Regions from separate parts of the Homo sapiens genome. Here region 2 is linked to region 1. Evidence: chromatin contacts called from ENCODE Hi-C data. All regions are on one chromosome and are shown on one strand. The core of a region is the stretch at or near the end of the contact, and the rest is flanking DNA. Distances in the headings are between cores, read along the strand shown. Region 1 holds the start of LINC02299 (long intergenic non-protein coding RNA 2299). Region 2 overlaps AK7 (adenylate kinase 7).

Region 1 (3,166 bases), core at 399-2,898:
ATGCCACCTCTTCAATGAGGACAGTGAATTCCAAATAAACGGCTATTTGTCTGTGTTTATAAAGCAAAGGACAAACAAAAACAAGCCTGGCCTGAGGGGGCTGCAGAAGGCACCTGTCACCCTGCAGACCAGAAGCTCAGGCAGCAAGATCCAGTGGAGACTAATTCCAAGACGCTGGACGGAAAAGAGGTGGCTGGCATTCTAGATGACTATGCTAGAGGCCTGTGGCTCTTCTGTGAAACTCCCTGGGGAACAGGGGGCAGAAAGAATATAAACAGAAATATGAAGTTGGAGGCTGAGAAACAGAAAAGGAGAGAAGAGGCAGGGCCTAGTGGCTCAGGCCTGTAATCCCAGCACTTTGGGAGGCCAAGGCGGGCGGATCAGTTGAGGCCAGGAGTTCCAGACCAGCCTGGCCAACATGGAAAAACCCCGTCTCTACTAAAAATATAAAAATTAGCCGGGCATAGTGGCGGGCACCCGACAGTGAGAGCCGGAATCGCGCCACTGCACTCCAGCCTGGAGGGAGACTCTCTCAAAAAGAGAGAAAGAGAGAGAGAGGGGGAGAGAGAGGGAGGGAGAGGGAGGGAGACAGGTAGGGAGGGGAGAGAGAGAGAGAAGAAAAAGTTACAGGGAAGAAAAAAAGACAAACGGCGAGAATGCTGTAGGATGGGGAAAGGCAGACAGAGCAAAGTGGAAGTCAGAAATTGTGATCCGCTGCTCTAAAATAAATCAAACAGGGAGAAAAGAGAGACTCAGGGGTATGTGGACAGAGAGTAGAATGGGGAGGCACAGGACAAGGGAGTCCCCCAGGCCGGAACAGGCCAGAAAGCCAGAACCTGGTCGAGGGGAGGGGGCGAGCAGAGCGGCGGGGAGCAGACGGGAGAGAGGGTCGCGCCGAGCCGCGAACACCCGAGGAAAGGCAGCCCCGCCGCGCCACTTCCAAGGGTCCGGGCTTGGGCCACTCGCCCCATGCCCAGGGTTCGGGGGCAACACCAGCGGGCGGCCGCAGCCAAGGAAGGGGCTCCCCAAAGTTTGCAATAAAATCACCCACGCCCGCCTCCGTCTCGGAGGGACTTCGTGTAAATGCACGAGCCCAGGCACCCCCTCGGCCCCTCGCCCCCCTCGCCCCCCAGCCTCTGCTGCAGCCCGGGCTGCTTCTCCCGCGGGCGGGTGGTGCTTGGAGGCGGCGGCGGCGTGCGGGCCAGCTCGTGGTAATCCCCGATGCTGACGCTAGAGGGCGCGCAAAGGTTGCTGCGCCGCGCCAGGTCTGCGAGGAGCGGCGGGTAGAAACGCAAAAAGCGTAGGGCCTGCGGGTGTCGGCACCAGCAGTGGGGTGCTAGGGGCTGGACAGTGGGGTGCCGCGGAGCCGGGCAGTGGGGTGCTGGAGGCGCTGGCCCGGATGGCTGATGGGAGGGTGCCATGCAAAGAGGTGTTGCTCACTTTATTTATTTGGAGAGAGGTTGCCCCTGCATTAAATCTTTGCAAGACTGAAACAAGCCGGTGCAAAACTAAATGAGAGACAGGCGGAGGCAGGCAGGGCAGGAGATGCCCCACACCTCGCTCCCTGGGTTATGGAACCCCCAAAACTGCTTTGGGGGAGAAATAGTCTGATCCCACCAGTACTCACCTCTCCACACACACGCACGTCCTTTCAGAATGGGGTTGGGCGGGGGAGGTGGTGAACTTTAAAAGGCTTTTAAAGGAACAACAACAAAAAAAAAAAAGGTTTGCACAAGGCTGAGGTACTTGAAATGATTTTTGTGTTGCAAATTGCTATGCTTTTACTGAGGCGCTGATGAAAATAAATGAAGCTCCTCTCTCTCTTTTTGCTAATAAATGAAATGAAAAAAGCGCCATTATTATGCCACCTGCTTCTAATTCCTAATTGTGGTAACTTAATTCTCAGATTGTTGTTAGCTGCTTAATATCGCAGGCGCACAAGCAAAAATAAAAATATGAGGGCCGTTTGGGTCTTTTTTGGCCAACGAGGTGGAAGGTGCTTGGACTCAGTTTTTTGTTTAGTTTGGTGACAGTTCCCACAGTGAAATGTGTGCACGGTATTGGAAGGGAGAAATCTTTATTCTCTTCAGCATCCCAAGGGGAGCTCAAAAGGAATAAAAAGGCTTCTGAGCTGCTCAAAACCTAAATAAATAGTCCATGAAAAATGATCAGTGACAAGGTCCGTATTTTTTCCATACTGAAATAGAATGGTGCATATTTCCTATAAAAGAAGAAAACATTAATTTTTATAAGCTGGTTCCTAAATGCCTTCTATGAACCTCTGAACCACACAGTTCCCAGCCTGGGCATTGTAGCTGGGTCCCTGGCTGAAAAACCTTTCTTTCGGGTGTGTCACAGATGACAGGTAAACTCCTTCCCAGTCATTATTTCCGGGCCCTCCAGTCTAGGGAGGTGGGGATGGCCATGGGGCGGGGGGCGGTGGGGGGGGGGGGTGCGATGAGACTCTTAAAATTTCTCCCAGGCAAATAGAAATTAGCAGATCTGAATCACAATTCTGTGAAAGTCAAGAGCTATATTTAGCTTCTTCTCTTATTTTCCATTAAAACCAAGTTTTTTTGTTTGTTTTCCCTGGTCTCTCTTATTGTTGGGAAGTTCTGGAGTATCAGACTTGTCAGGAGAGTGTGAGAGAGCCCGAAATAAGTACAAATTTAGGAGAGAAAATGCCATATTTCTCTGGTACAATTATGAAAGGATAGAATATTGCCATACACTGTAACACATTTTTTTTTCTTCTCTAGTTCCAGGCAAACAGCTAAATAAACACATAATAAGCATTTAATCGAGAACAATTTGTCACAATGTTGCTAGTCAACAAGACAGAACTGCCTTCTGTGAAACCGAATAAAATCAACTTAATACTTCATGCCCTGGCCTCCTTGGCCTTTGAGTTTTTCACATGAGATGCGTTTGTCCCTTATGACTGTGAATGAGAGTACCTTGGAAAATGCTGGCTCAATTGCATCCAAGCCAGTTTGGGGCCTGCCGGGGAAAGCAGCCAGACAGACCTTCAATCCCAGTTCAAACTACCCTCTAAGTGTTGCAGTGACACATGGCAATGTCCTGTTGACCATAAAATCCCGTTCTAGCAGACGAGAACACTGTCCAGCTCTAAGCAGAAGGGCAGCCCGCTCGAGCAGACCGCGAG
Region 2 (3,111 bases), core at 513-3,012, 320 kb after region 1:
ATCTGTTGCCTACAAGAAACACACTCTACCTGTAAAGACACACATAGACTGAAAATAAAGGGATGGAAAAAGATATTCCATGCCAATGGAAACCAAAAAGAAGCAGGAGTCACTATACTTATATCAGACAAAATAGTTTTCAAGACAAACTACGGCTGGGCACGGTGGCTCACACCTGTAACCCCAGCACTTTGGGAGGCCGAGGCAGGTGAATCACCTGAGGTCAGGAGTTCAAGACCAGCCTGGCCAGCATGGTGAAACCCTGTCTCTACTAAAAAATACAAAATTTAGCCAGGCGTGGTGGCACATGCCTGTAATTCCAGCTACTCAGGAGGCTGAGGCAGGAGAGTCATTTGAACTTGGGAGGCAGGGGTTGCAGTGACCCGAGATCATGCCACTGCACTCCAGCCTACGCAACAGAGCAAGACTCTGTCTCAAAAAAAAAAAAAAAAAAAATCAGTGTGACTCATTAAAAGATGAAAGCAATTTTGGTATCAGGCAATTCAGGACTATTTTGGCAACTTGTATAATTATTAGGGTCTCCTCTTTTGCCTCAAAATACTGAATAGAAGTCTACCTTTTGTGTATGTAATCTTGTATATGAATGTGCTGGCTGAGGATGTGATAACAGTAGATAAACCACTTGACAACCAGCCTCTGGAGTGCATAGACTGTGTTTGCTTTATCGATGGCTGTGAGGGCAGCTCCTCATCACAGTGCCTGGGCCATAATCGGATCTAACTGGACATTAGTTAAATGAATGTGTTAAATGATTATTTTCAAGGGTCTATCTCCCAGATAAAAACATTAGCATCACTGATCAAAAAAGATCATTGGGATGACCAAATTGGCCAAATCAATCTTATTAATGGTGTAGAAAAGAGTGAGTAAGAAAGTTGGGGATAAAAATAATAGATTTTTACAACGAAATTTTGATTTTATTATTTAAATGACAAGTGTAAGGTTTTGTAATAAAAATATATTAATATGATCATATTTCTCATTTTAGACTGTTATTCAGTTAAATCAGCTTTATATGTGTAAGCATACATTTTCCACCTGTAAATTAAACATAAATGATCAAGAAATCACGGGTTCCAATAAAATAACATAGTTATGGAATTTAGAACTGGAATAAATTTAAACCATCTAATCTAGCCCGTTTACTTATTTTAAGCCCAGAAGTTTAATAACACGGCTAAGGTCATAAGTTAATGGACAGAAAAAGGGCTAGAATTCCTAATTTCCTGTTGTTTCTTCCAATGTTTGATGCTCACAGTGTTTGTATTGGTAAAGTGTTTTTTATAGGACCGAAGTTCCTATGGTAATATCCTCCGAGACCACTAGGTGTCATCTTAGAACTATTATTAGCGTTCACTTAGCGCTGGTCTTCCACTAATGGGAACAATGTAATGACACTTTCAGAGGGTTTGGGGTTTTCTCCAAGTTATATGAGGATGATAGTAGTACCTACCTCACAGAATTCTGGGAATTGTTTATGAGACTCTTGAAGATGACATGAGATACCATGAGTAAAACACTGAGAACTCATGAGATACTACGAGTAAAACACAGATGACATAAGATACCATGAGTAAAATACTGAGAACACAGTAAGCCCTCTGTAATTTTTCAGCTGGCGGAGACCCCCGTGTCGCCGCTGCCGCCGGCGCCTGGCCTCCCGCGGCACTCCCGGCTGCGCGCTCCGCTCGGCCCCGCCACGCGGGTGAACCTCAGACAGCGGTCCGGGCCCTGGAGCCTTCAGGAAGTGGACGAACAGCCGCAGCACCCGCTGCATGTCACCTGCACGGGGTGGCGGTGGACGAGCGGAGCACCGTGCCCGATCCCACCCAGGTGAAGAACAGACCCACCAGCATTTCGTGGGATGGTCTTGATTTAGGGAAACTCTACACCTGGGTCTTGACAGACCCGGATGCTCCAAGCAGGAAGGATCCCCAATACAGGGAATGGCATCATTTCCTGGTGGTCCACATGAAGGGCAGTGACATCAGCAGTGGCACAGTCCTCTCCGGATTATGTGGGCTCGGGGTCTCCCAAGGCACAGGCCGCTGAAATGTGACGAGCCCATCCTCAGCAACCGCTCCGGAGACCACCGTGGCAAATTCAAGGTGGCGTCCCCCCGTAAAAAGTACGCGCTCGGGGTCCCGGTGGCCGGCACGTGTTACCAGGCCGAGTGGGACGACTATGTGCCCAAATTGTAGGAGCAGCTGTCTGGGAAGTAGGGGGCAGCTCGGCGACCTGAACCGTCCTGGAGGCCCCGAGCTGTGTTCTCCAGTTCAGTGCTGCATGTACCATAGCTTTCTCCTCTTCCCACTCCCCTTTGGACAGACAAGACCTGAGCACTGAGATGGTGGCTTAGGGTGACTTTTCCTGCTGCCTGGCCTTTATCATTCTAGTCACTCACTCTGTTTTATGTTTTGATCAATTTTGAACTTCATTTTGGGGGATATTTTGGTATTGTGATGGGGTCATCAAATTGTTATTATGAAAATAGCAACCCAGAATTTAAAGAAAAAATTTGGCAGAAATAGACCAGGTCTACAGTAATAGAGCAAAGCATCAAAGAATCTTTAAGGGAGGTTAAAAATAAATAAATAAGGATTGGTTGCCTCTGCCTTTGTGATCCTGAGACCAGAACTGTAGCAGTGTGTTTTTATGGCACCATCGCTAGACAACCAGAGGCTCGCAATGAGGCTCAGCCCCAACACGGGCCTCTCAGTTGCCTTAATAGGCGTCAGTATCTCACTCTGGTCCCTTTAAAGAGCAATCCTGGAAAAAGGAGTAGGGAGAGTGGCTTTGCTGTTGTTGGGGCATGGCCCTGTAGATGGGCAGCAGTACTAGCTGACCGCTTATCAGGAATCCCTACATCTGTGTCTGTCAAATTGATTGCTCTTCATGGGGGTAAGAAAAGCTGGTCTGGAGTTGCTGAATGTTGTGTTAATTCTGCTGTTTGCTGATAGTTGAATAAAAATAAAAACCCTGAATGAAAAATCATCATCATCATAATTTTTCAGCTGTCACTACTTATTCATTGTCAGGGCATTCCCATCATCTATTCTGAAGAAAGGCAAGAGAAATAAAATAATTTTA

What was found. Hi-C counts contacts between places; a loop is a spot of excess contacts on that map. Pooled maps may share reads with other maps.
Region 2: a map of A673 shows a loop between it and region 1 (4-fold over the local background). The contact joins the enhancer-like site here to the promoter of LINC02299 in region 1. A Hi-C loop is called at or near these places in 1 of 168 maps with a recorded cell type or tissue (A673), 8 of 37 single-sample maps with no recorded cell type and 8 of 50 pooled maps.

The regions. Positions count from the first base shown.
Region 1 is chr14:96,739,673-96,742,838 of GRCh38, reverse strand. It overlaps LINC02299 (long intergenic non-protein coding RNA 2299), which reads right to left and starts at 1,648. Exons shown (of 4, transcript NR_146552.1): 1 at 1,628-1,648. RefSeq lists a silencer at 1,097-1,146 and an enhancer at 1,482-1,982.
Region 2 is chr14:96,422,826-96,425,936 of GRCh38, reverse strand. All of the region lies in intron 5 of AK7 (adenylate kinase 7), which reads right to left. It also overlaps the pseudogene PEBP1P1. Among named protein-coding and RNA genes, the nearest start is that of AK7, 32 kb to the right of the region's middle. Within about 2 kb of position 1,762, at least 2 of the 41 ENCODE cell types and tissues checked have a DNase peak (open chromatin) inside an H3K27ac peak, as active enhancers do.